Linked DNA regions of Homo sapiens: all the other regions are linked to region 2. The links are chromatin contacts, found by Hi-C in ENCODE. All regions are on one chromosome and are shown on one strand. Each heading gives the region's core, a stretch centred on a gene start or an enhancer-like site at or near the end of the contact. The rest is flanking DNA. Distances are from core to core; before and after follow the strand shown.

Evidence for each region. Hi-C counts contacts between places; a loop is a spot of excess contacts on that map. Pooled maps may share reads with other maps.
Region 1: a map of naive thymus-derived CD4-positive, alpha-beta T cell shows a loop between it and region 2 (10-fold over the local background). The contact joins the promoter of TMTC2 here to the promoter of PPP1R12A-AS1 in region 2. A Hi-C loop is called at or near these places in 3 of 168 maps with a recorded cell type or tissue (CD4-positive, alpha-beta memory T cell, CD8-positive, alpha-beta T cell and naive thymus-derived CD4-positive, alpha-beta T cell) and 12 of 50 pooled maps.
Region 3: a loop to region 2 is called in a map of naive thymus-derived CD4-positive, alpha-beta T cell, with 6 times the contacts of the local background. The contact joins the promoter of E2F7 here to the promoter of PPP1R12A-AS1 in region 2. A Hi-C loop is called at or near these places in 1 of 168 maps with a recorded cell type or tissue (naive thymus-derived CD4-positive, alpha-beta T cell), 2 of 37 single-sample maps with no recorded cell type and 9 of 50 pooled maps.

What each region holds. Positions count from the first base shown.
Region 1 is chr12:82,685,268-82,688,199 of GRCh38, reverse strand. TMTC2 (transmembrane O-mannosyltransferase targeting cadherins 2) reads right to left here and starts at 1,294. Exons shown (of 12, transcript NM_152588.3): 1 at 531-1,294. The coding sequence starts at 613. RefSeq lists silencers at 274-333, 694-743, 1,314-1,413, 2,264-2,343 and enhancers at 1,454-1,663, 1,684-1,833.
Region 2 is chr12:79,933,802-79,936,762 of GRCh38, reverse strand. It overlaps PPP1R12A-AS1 (PPP1R12A antisense RNA 1), which reads right to left and starts at 1,482. Exons shown (of 2, transcript NR_146535.1): 1 at 1,209-1,482. It overlaps PPP1R12A (protein phosphatase 1 regulatory subunit 12A), which reads left to right and starts at 1,666. Exons shown (of 25, transcript NM_002480.3): 1 at 1,666-2,068. The coding sequence starts at 1,832. RefSeq lists enhancers at 1,151-1,716, 1,440-1,734, 1,781-2,080, 1,717-2,280, 2,421-2,480 and 1 more and a silencer at 2,161-2,250.
Region 3 is chr12:77,063,938-77,067,174 of GRCh38, reverse strand. E2F7 (E2F transcription factor 7) reads left to right here and starts at 1,606. Exons shown (of 13, transcript NM_203394.3): 1 at 1,606-1,830; 2 at 2,540-2,632. The coding sequence starts at 2,540. RefSeq lists enhancers at 987-1,216, 952-1,658 and silencers at 1,267-1,696, 1,717-1,766.

The DNA.
Region 1 (2,932 bases), core at 45-2,544, 2.8 Mb before region 2:
TATACACGTTAAAAGGGAAAGTTAAAGCAGAGAACGATCTCCCTTTTCACAATTTTGGCAACTATCAAACGTGTGTTTTAACTTCGGGAAATAAAAGTGTCCCATCAATAAAAGGAAACGGGACAGGGAGGATCTATCAGGGATCGAGGAGAGGCTTCCTCCCAACCAGACGTAAAATCACTTAATGTGCTTTGTTGCATCAAGGAATACCTAAGACTTTAATTTAATACGTTCATTAAACAGTTTCCCAAATTGCCGGGATTTCCGCTAAGAAACTCAAGCGTCTGCCAACAGCCGAGAAGCAAGGGAGAGAACCTGCTGCAAACTAGGAGCGGAAACTCCCTCGGCCCGCCCAGCGCGCCTCACGTCCCCGGTGTTTGATTTAGGTGTTAATGTTTACGTGTCGCCTAAACCATCAGGTGCTGAACCAGTTCCTCCAAGACGCACTTTGAGCCTTAAAGAGGGAAGCTTCAGAGCCACTGCGGAGTGTGCCCCCTGCAGCCCGTCGCCCCCTCCTCTCGGCCCCTTACCTGTCATCATAGCAGAAATCCGCACTCAGGGTGTTGAGATACAAGGCGAGCCCCAGAGCGCTGCTCACCAACTCTGCAATCATCTCTCCACCGCCTTCCCTCCGGCTCGGCTCCCAGCGCGAGGGCAGCAGCGGCAACAAAAAACAGAAGCATCAATCTCCACCTTCCGCCGCCTTCTCCTCCCAGCTTCACTTTTCCCTCGCTTCCCCACCCTCCCTCCCTCGGGTCCTTCCAATCCACGACTCCTCTCCTCCTCCTCGCGCCCGTCTCCGCAGCTCCTGCGTCCTCCCCGGGTGCGGGCTCACACCACACTCCCCATGCCCGGCGCCCGCAAGCGGTGAGCGGCGTTTGGGCTCCGCGTCCCCCGGCGGAAGCGCAGGGCTGGTCTTTCGCGCGGGTCGCGATCCCCACCCTAACCCATGGCAGTTTGGGGCGTCCTAGGTGAGGAGTGGGACTCGGAGGAGGTGGAAGGGTGCGGGATGGGGGCAGAGGGACCGGACCAAGCCGGGCTCTGGGACCAGCTGGAGGAAGAGAGAGAAAGAGGCGCGGGTGGGAGGGACAAGGCGAACCGCCTCCCCTCGCCGCCTCCCGGGCGCACTGCTCCGGTGTCGCTCGGGCGGACTCCGGCCGCCAAGGCAGCTGCTGCACATTCAATGTTTATTAGCTCCCTCCCAGCCCCAGCCCCAGCCCCAGCCCCAGCTCCCTTCTCCAGTGAAGTGAGAAGCGGTGGCTGGAGACTCCAGAAGCTCCCGCGTGGGGTTCTCGACGCGGCCCCCCGCGCCTGCGTGACCAACCCTCCATCCCGGCTTGGCCCAGCCCCTTTCTCCACCCAGATCCTCCCGGAAGGCTCCTCCTACCCTGCCCCTCGGGCTGGAGGCTCCTCCCACCCTCCCCGGCCTGGAGGCTCCTCCTACCAGCCTCCCGTCCTCTTGTTTCTTTCACCTTCGATTTCACTCTGGAAAGCCCCCGGGACCCAAGGGCGACGGCTGGAAGACAGCCCAAAGGAGTAGATACAGTGCACCCTGGGAGGGGAAGCTGGGAGAAAGGAGGTCGAGGAGGAGGTGGTCGGTCGCCCCGCTGCTGCCTGGCAGCGCCTGGCACGGCTGAATCTCAGCCACAGCGCTGTGTGTGCCAAGAGCTGCCAGGCGTAAGTCCGGTCAGCTGGAGAGACTTCTGAGACCGGGAGAGGAAGAACAGGTTTGGCGACTGCTGCAGCTTCGGTTGTCACAAACTCACTGGCGATCTCTCACGCACACTGTGTGTGAGACTAAATGGGGGGGAGGAGGTAGTATTGGAGAGCTTGGAGGCAACTTAGGAAGGAGAGATTTCAGCTCTTAGCCTACGGTTGGCCACAATGTCAGTGGAAAGACGTGTAGGGAGAGAAACGTTTCCTCCTTCAGTAAGGTTAAAAAGAAAGGACCCCAAAAAGGGAAAGAAAGACACACACACACCCCGCAGCAACTGCCCGGGGACCCCTTCGTGGTTTCAGAGGGACTGTCGGGTTGACCCTGAGAACACAGGAGAGAAACCTCTAGTGCAAGCCGGTACAGCATTATACTTAAACCTAGTAAGGCAGTAAGCTAATGCCCTTTCCTTTCCGCTCGGAGGCAGGACTGGATGGAAAGCATCCAACATGGTGAAATATGGTGTAGAATGGTCTGTGTAGAACAAGCTCTGGGTACTAAAGTTGCAAGACCAAAGAGGACCCAGGGCTGCCTGACACGCCTCCTCCCGGCTTGTTGGCTTTCTGGCCAGGAGAGTAGCTCCGGTGCACCGCGATGTACACTACTGCAGCGCCCCCTGCTGCATAGTAACCACAAGGTGTGGAAGACAGGTCTGTTTTGCATGCGGGCCGACTGGTTCCAACCAAGAGCAGCACCTAACCAGCAAGCTCTCCGAAACTGTGGCAAGAAATTGAGCCCCCTGGGTGTCTAGCAGTGGCCTGGAAAGAAAATACCGTGGTCTGGGCTTCTGTAGAACAAAGCTACATATTTCCCTGATTTCACAAGGAAATCTGAGAAATCTGTATTGGATACACACAGATAAAATGATGAATATTTATTAATATTATACCTGTTATGCCATCCACAGTAGCACATTTTTTGTGCCCTGGACAAATATATGTAAACAAAAATAAAAGGAATTATGTCTTTACAGGTAGGGACTGATCTTTTACCCTTTTCCTCCATAACCTTTGCTCACTTGAAAATTTTGAAAATCATATCAGTTAGTCCATCCTGATGCTCTGTGTCTCTCCAATGCACTTACATGCTGAGATATATATAGTATATATAAAATATGTATATGGTGTCCTAGAACACTGAAGGAAGAACACATACTGTGGGATCAGATGTTTAAGTTTGAGTGCATACTCTGCTATTACTATTTGGGCGATCTTTGGC
Region 2 (2,961 bases), core at 233-2,732:
ATGTTTTTCAGTACCTAACACCATGAGTATTCAAAGGTCTGATGTTATCTTTAATGTATGTAATGAACATACAATGGTATATCTTATGAATATTACATTCATTTTCTATTCCTACAACGTTTTCAGAGGAAATATTTTTACCCTGACCTGGATTCTATCGCTATCCTAATAACTGTGGTTCAGAAAATTGTCTCACAGGCAGACAGTTTCCTAATCACGTTTTACTCAATTATTTTATTTCTCAATATGATAGGCTGTGAAGTAGTCCACTGGAAAAGGCATCATGCTGAGAGTAAGAAAAGCTTATTTGTTCACTGCTCTATCTCCAGCACCTAGAACAATGCCTGACCCAGAACAGGTGCATAGTATTTGCTGAGTGAATTCTAATCCTACTTCTGGGTAAAATTAAGTAAATTAATTAGTTCTTGAGGGACTCTGTCTAGATGACCCCTAAACTTCCATGGTAAGGTTTTGTGGTTTTTATCTTGGCTTTTCTAAATGCTCTAAAAATAGTAGTGGATGGTAACAATGCAGTGTTCAGTAAAATCAATTGGTGGAGATTGTAGATAGATGGCTCATAAGACATCAGTATTACAAATCCTATGTGTGTGCGCGTGTGGTCATACAAGGCAAAGTTAAAGTCTTTTTTTTATGACGATGATAAATTAGTCTTGTTTGGGCGACTGAACTCAAGAGGTGGTTCAAATAAATGTCATATTTTTCATTGTATCTTCAGTGCCTAGTACAGTTACTGGCTCATAGTAGGTATTCAATAAATAGTGGTTGAATTAATTGCCTTCCTTAACGTTCCGTTTAAATGCTAGACGCAGCTAGGTCTTTACCCCTCCTTAGAAAGAGATGGAGCTGTAACCAGAAATCCCTTAAAAGGTAAGGACCAGTAATCAGGCTGAGCTAAGCTCATGGGTAGTACGAGACAGGCTTAAAGCACTGAAGGAAGAAAGAAGAGAACCCAAGCGTGAGAGAAAGCAAAACAAAACAAGTAAAGAGAGGAAGAAAAACATTTCTAAAGTGGGGGTTGGCAGGAAGCCACAGCAATTACAGCAGGTCAACCCTTGTCAATAGGTGGTCACCTCAAGAACTTACCATTAAAACCCTCGGCCACACAGACCCCACTTTTAAAAGGTTATTAATTCTGACATGCCCAAGTTCATCTGAGTTCCTTAGAAAGATCAACCAGCAGCACCTACTTCACGACCTATCCTCCATTCCATTCAAATAACGCGGCCAATAGGAAAATCCTCCGCCCTGAGCCAACGACTCGGCGTAGCTGAGACAGCACGGGAGGCAGATCTGCCCTGTAGAGCCTTGCGGTTCCACTGCTGGCCTCCGGATTCCCGGGAGCCCCCAGCCCGACAGGACAACCTTCCTTCCCCGCTTCCTCCTTTCCAGGTCTGTCCCAGCCCCCGCTGCCTGGGCCACACCCGCTTCCCTCTGGTGGCCCAGCCACCACCGCCGCAGTTCGCGGGAGCGCTCTTCCTGGGGCGGGCACAGGCCCAGGGCGCATGCGCACTGGTCGAAGGGCGCCTCCCAGTCCGGATCTCGCGAAGTTACGTTAGATTGGCCGCCGGTGACGGGTGGCCGTGCTGGGGGCGGGAGGGCTTCTGTGGTAGGAAGGGAGGTCCGCTCGGCCGGGTGCGCCGCCCCAGTGCTCTGTGGGATACTGGAAGTCTCGAGCGTCGGCTCCGGGTTCCCAGCCCTCCTCTGGCCCGCACTCATAGAAACATTCACACACCCCCTGCCTCCCCTCTCTTCCCTCTCCGCCTCCCCCTTCCCCCCCTCGCGATAAGAAGACCCGGCGGCAGGAGAGGGGATGAAGATGGCGGACGCGAAGCAGAAGCGGAACGAGCAGCTGAAACGCTGGATCGGCTCCGAGACGGACCTCGAGCCTCCGGTGGTGAAGCGCCAGAAGACCAAGGTGAAGTTCGACGATGGCGCCGTCTTCCTGGCTGCTTGCTCCAGCGGCGACACGGACGAGGTCCTCAAGCTGCTGCACCGCGGCGCCGACATCAATTACGCCAATGTGGACGGACTCACTGCCCTGCACCAGGTCTGTGCGCCCCGCCGCCGGCTCTCCTGACCGTGAGGGTTCTCGTCGGCCTCCTGCTCGGGCCTGCCCTCAGTTCTCCACCTCTTGAGGCTGGGGGCGGCGGGAGACTCCCTGCTGCGGGGTGAGGGGGCGGTTTCCCCAGAGGGCGGGAGGGAGAGCTGGTGGAAGGGAGGGCGCTGGGCTTGAGGCCCCCCTTCAGAACAGTTGCTGGTGGAGTTGGGAACCGGGTGATTTCCGGGGCATAGGGGAAAAGGAACTGTGGTCGTTTGGGGCCCCAGGGCCATTCGTGGATAAGTCTGGGATTTGGGGTCGAGACAAGGAGGGGTGTAGTGGGGTTGTGCCTGGGCCCCGGTGTCAGTGGTATATTCGGAGGGGTGGATGCTGAAGGAAGAAAACTAACAAGGGGCATTACGGACGGTTAGGCAGATGAACATCTTTGACTTGTAGGTGGGCATTGGATTTGTTGCACTTTTTAGGACTTGATTACAAATGATGATAATAATAGTAATCTAGAGCCCTAAGCCGAGTGCCCTGAACGAACGATTTCCTGTTTTCTCATTTATTACTCTTGGTCACTGGGGAGGGGAAAACAGGGTGTAATTAGCTGATCTGCACCGGCTGAAAGGAAGGGGATGGAAGTGGGTAGAGTAAGGAAGCCCTCTAAAGGGCTTGCCCACCTCCGGACCGGAACGTGTTGAGTCTGATACTCGAAGTTTGCCGCAGTGTCAGAGATCCTTGAGCCCCAGGTCCTCGGGTGTGCACTGGTGTTAGAAAGAGAAGAATAAATAGGGGACACTCTTTTCAAAGCCGGTTACCAAGCTCTGGTTTTTCTTTTGGGGTTGGGAAAAAAGAAAGCTGGTCACAAACTTTTCTCAAAATGGATGCTTTGTGCA
Region 3 (3,237 bases), core at 357-2,856, 2.9 Mb after region 2:
ACAGCAAAACCCCATCTCTACTAAAAATACAAAAATTAGCTGGGCGTGGTGGCGCACGGCTGTAGTCCCAGCTACTCGGGAGGCTGGGGCAGAGAATCGCTTGAACCCAGGAGGTGGAGGTTTCAGTGAGCCGAGATTGGGCCACTACACTCTAGCCTGGGTGACAGTGCAAGACTCCGTCTCCAAAAATAAAATAAAATAAAAATATTTGGAGGGTAAGTGGTGAAGAATGGAGTCTTGGTATAGAAAGGAAAATGATACCTTTGCTGTAAAGTAGATGGGGGGTAGGGACATGTCTGTACATTTAAGAATGTCTGATGCTTTAAGAAGGCTGTCTCACATTTCAGTTGAGGGATATCTTACAAAATACTTGACCAATACTACTCAAAAATGTCCAGGTATCAAAAATGAGGAAAGTATGAGAAACTGTCATAGCCAAGAGGAGCCTAGAGACATAGGAACTAAAGGTAATGTGGTATCCTGAACAGAAAAAAGGGCCATTAGGAAAAAATTAAGTAAATCTGAATAAAGTAATGACTTGAGCTCAGAAGAATGTACCAATATTAGATCATTAATTTCAAAAAATATTCTATACTAACACAAAATGTTAATAGTGGGTGAAATTGGGTGCTGAATATATGGGAATTCTTGGTACTATCTCAATTTTTCTGTAAATTGAAAACTTCTAAACAATAAAGTCTGTTTTGTAAAAAGTCCATCTCTACCAACATTCATATTTTAAACAAGAAACTGTAGGATGAAAGAAGTGAAACATTTAATACAGATCAGTGGTGTTGAGGAAATTTTCTAGACTGTCTCCCAGAATGCTAGTCCCTATTGCAAAGAACTACTTTTTTATATAAAGCTTTTTCCCTCCTAATTATTTGCAATTTGCCGAAAAGGGAACACCAAAAAACATTTCCGGATTTGCCACACACACAAAACAAACAAACAAAAAAAAGTTAGAAAAACTTCTGGTTTGGCTTCCAGTCTTGTCTCCAGGGCTAACTGGCGTGCCATCTGCTCGCAGCAGAGCGGTAACCATGGTTCATGTGTCACACCAGCGTGCGATGTTAAGAAGTTTGCCCCGGCAAGTCTGGACAACTCCGCTTCCGCACAGGTTGCTGAGGGCGGGCGGGGATGGCGGCAGCAGCATCCAGAGGGTGTAGATCGTTCTTCCAAACCCCATCTGCTTTCCTGTCCTCTGGCTGTGCCCGGGGTCCCCGGGCGCGGCAAGCCGCGGGGACGTGCGCGGGTCTTCTATGCATAACAAAAGAGCCCTCCTCCTCCTCTTCCTTCTCCCGCCGCCCCGCGCCGCCCCGCGCCGCCCCCACCTTGGCTTCCCGCGGCCGCCGGGGCCCGCGTCCCCAGCAGGAATTGGCTCCCGGGCCCGAGGTTTCCAGGTACCCGGAAGGGGGAGGGGGCCGAGGCGGCAACAATTGGGCGGGTGAGGGCAAAACGCGCGGCTCGGAGCGCCAAGACTCCGAGGGGCGGTGAGCCCGGGCCGTGCCGCCGCACGATTGGCCGGGGCCGCCCCGCCGGCCGCCGCTGATTGGTGGATTCTCAAATTCGGTCTCAAGGCGCCAGAGGAGGTGTTTTAGCGGGGACTACGATCCAGGCTGGAGTTGCGCTCGGCCGGTCTGAGCGCTGGCGCTGCCCGGACGCCGCGGGGTCCCCGCCAGCCCAGGGCACTCGGCGCGGGGATCTGCGCGCCTCGCTCTCCCTTCCCGATGCCGCCGCCCGGCTGCTGATCGCCGCACCACCTTCCCTCATCGGCTTGGGTCCGTGGAGGTCCCTGCAGAGGCAGGAAGCCTCCTTAGGAAAGCAGGGGTAAGCGTGCGGCCCCAGCGCCAGTGGGGAGGCGGGAATTGGGATACAGGGCCCACTCCCGCCCCGGCTGCCAGCCTGCCACTCCTCACGTCCCCCGGCTGGCGAGGGCTCGAGGTGTTTCTGCCGGGGAACCCGGTGCGCAGAGGGTGTGCCGGGTGCAGCTCTCACTCCGGCCCGGCAGTAGAGGGGATTTGCCCTTCCCCACAACTTGGAGCTTTCATTGGAGAAGTTTATTTGGGGGATCTGCTTGGAGGCCTGGGAAGGGGCTGCGCTCAGCGCTGAGTGGGTTTGGTCTAGCGATCGGGTTTCCTTCCCCCGATTCAAAACCCCTCAAAGCCGAATTCCTCTCAGTTCTTTGCGCCAAAATTAACTGACCTGGGAGACCCTGTACTTTTCTGACAGATTTGCCCAACACCCTTCCGACTTGGTAACTTTATTTTGCCATCTAGCTTTTCATAAGGAGTTACTATTTTTGTAGATTTTTTTCTTCCCAGATTTTCAGTATTACTAAGCACACTTTAGGTGTTTGAGTTTGTTCGCGTGAGTTTTAGAAAGTTGAGGGTGGCTACAACTCCTGGAAATGCCCAGGATGTGCTTAGAGAAGGGGGAATTTCATATTGACAAACAAGTAACACATATGTAGATATTTTTGTTTGAGGAAAAAATACCTAATTGCAAAATCATTTTCTAGTGTAATTGTGCATTACAGATGGAGGTAAATTGTTTAACACTAAAAGACCTGATCAGCCCCAGGCAGCCCAGACTAGATTTTGCAGTTGAAGATGGGGAAAATGCACAAAAGGTAAGCAAACATAAACACCTTAGTTTCTAATATGTTAAGGATGGTGATGTTGAATTCAATTAAGTGTTCCAACATGCCATTTGTATTTGTATTTAAGCATAATAATTAATATTGATAAACATTATAGAAACATTCTTTTTTAAAAATAGAGCCATCCAAACCATTATTGTTGGAATTCTACTCTCAGATATAGTGGGAAAAATAGGCAAGGTTACATGTAATGTTGTAACCAATTTATATAAGTCAAAAATATGCTGGCTACAGCAATCAAAGTTTATAATACAGTTGTCAAGGGTGGTGTAGCTAGTGCTCTGTAGGAATGCTAAGCCTCAGTTCCCAGGAAAATAGACCTTTGCAGGCATAAATGCTGGATTATTAAAGTGCTGTGAAATGTCTTCATACCAATGAACTAGCTCCCAGAGACTGTTCCATTCACCCAAGAGTAGACCTGTGCCTACTATATAGGGAGATAAAGTGGCTGAACTCATCAGTATATTCTGAATATTTTACCATACTGTTGCTAGTTTTGCACTGAGCCATTCCCTTACATTTTGCACCCCTTGTGATTTGTAAGACCAAGATGTTGTTTTCAAGAACATTACAAA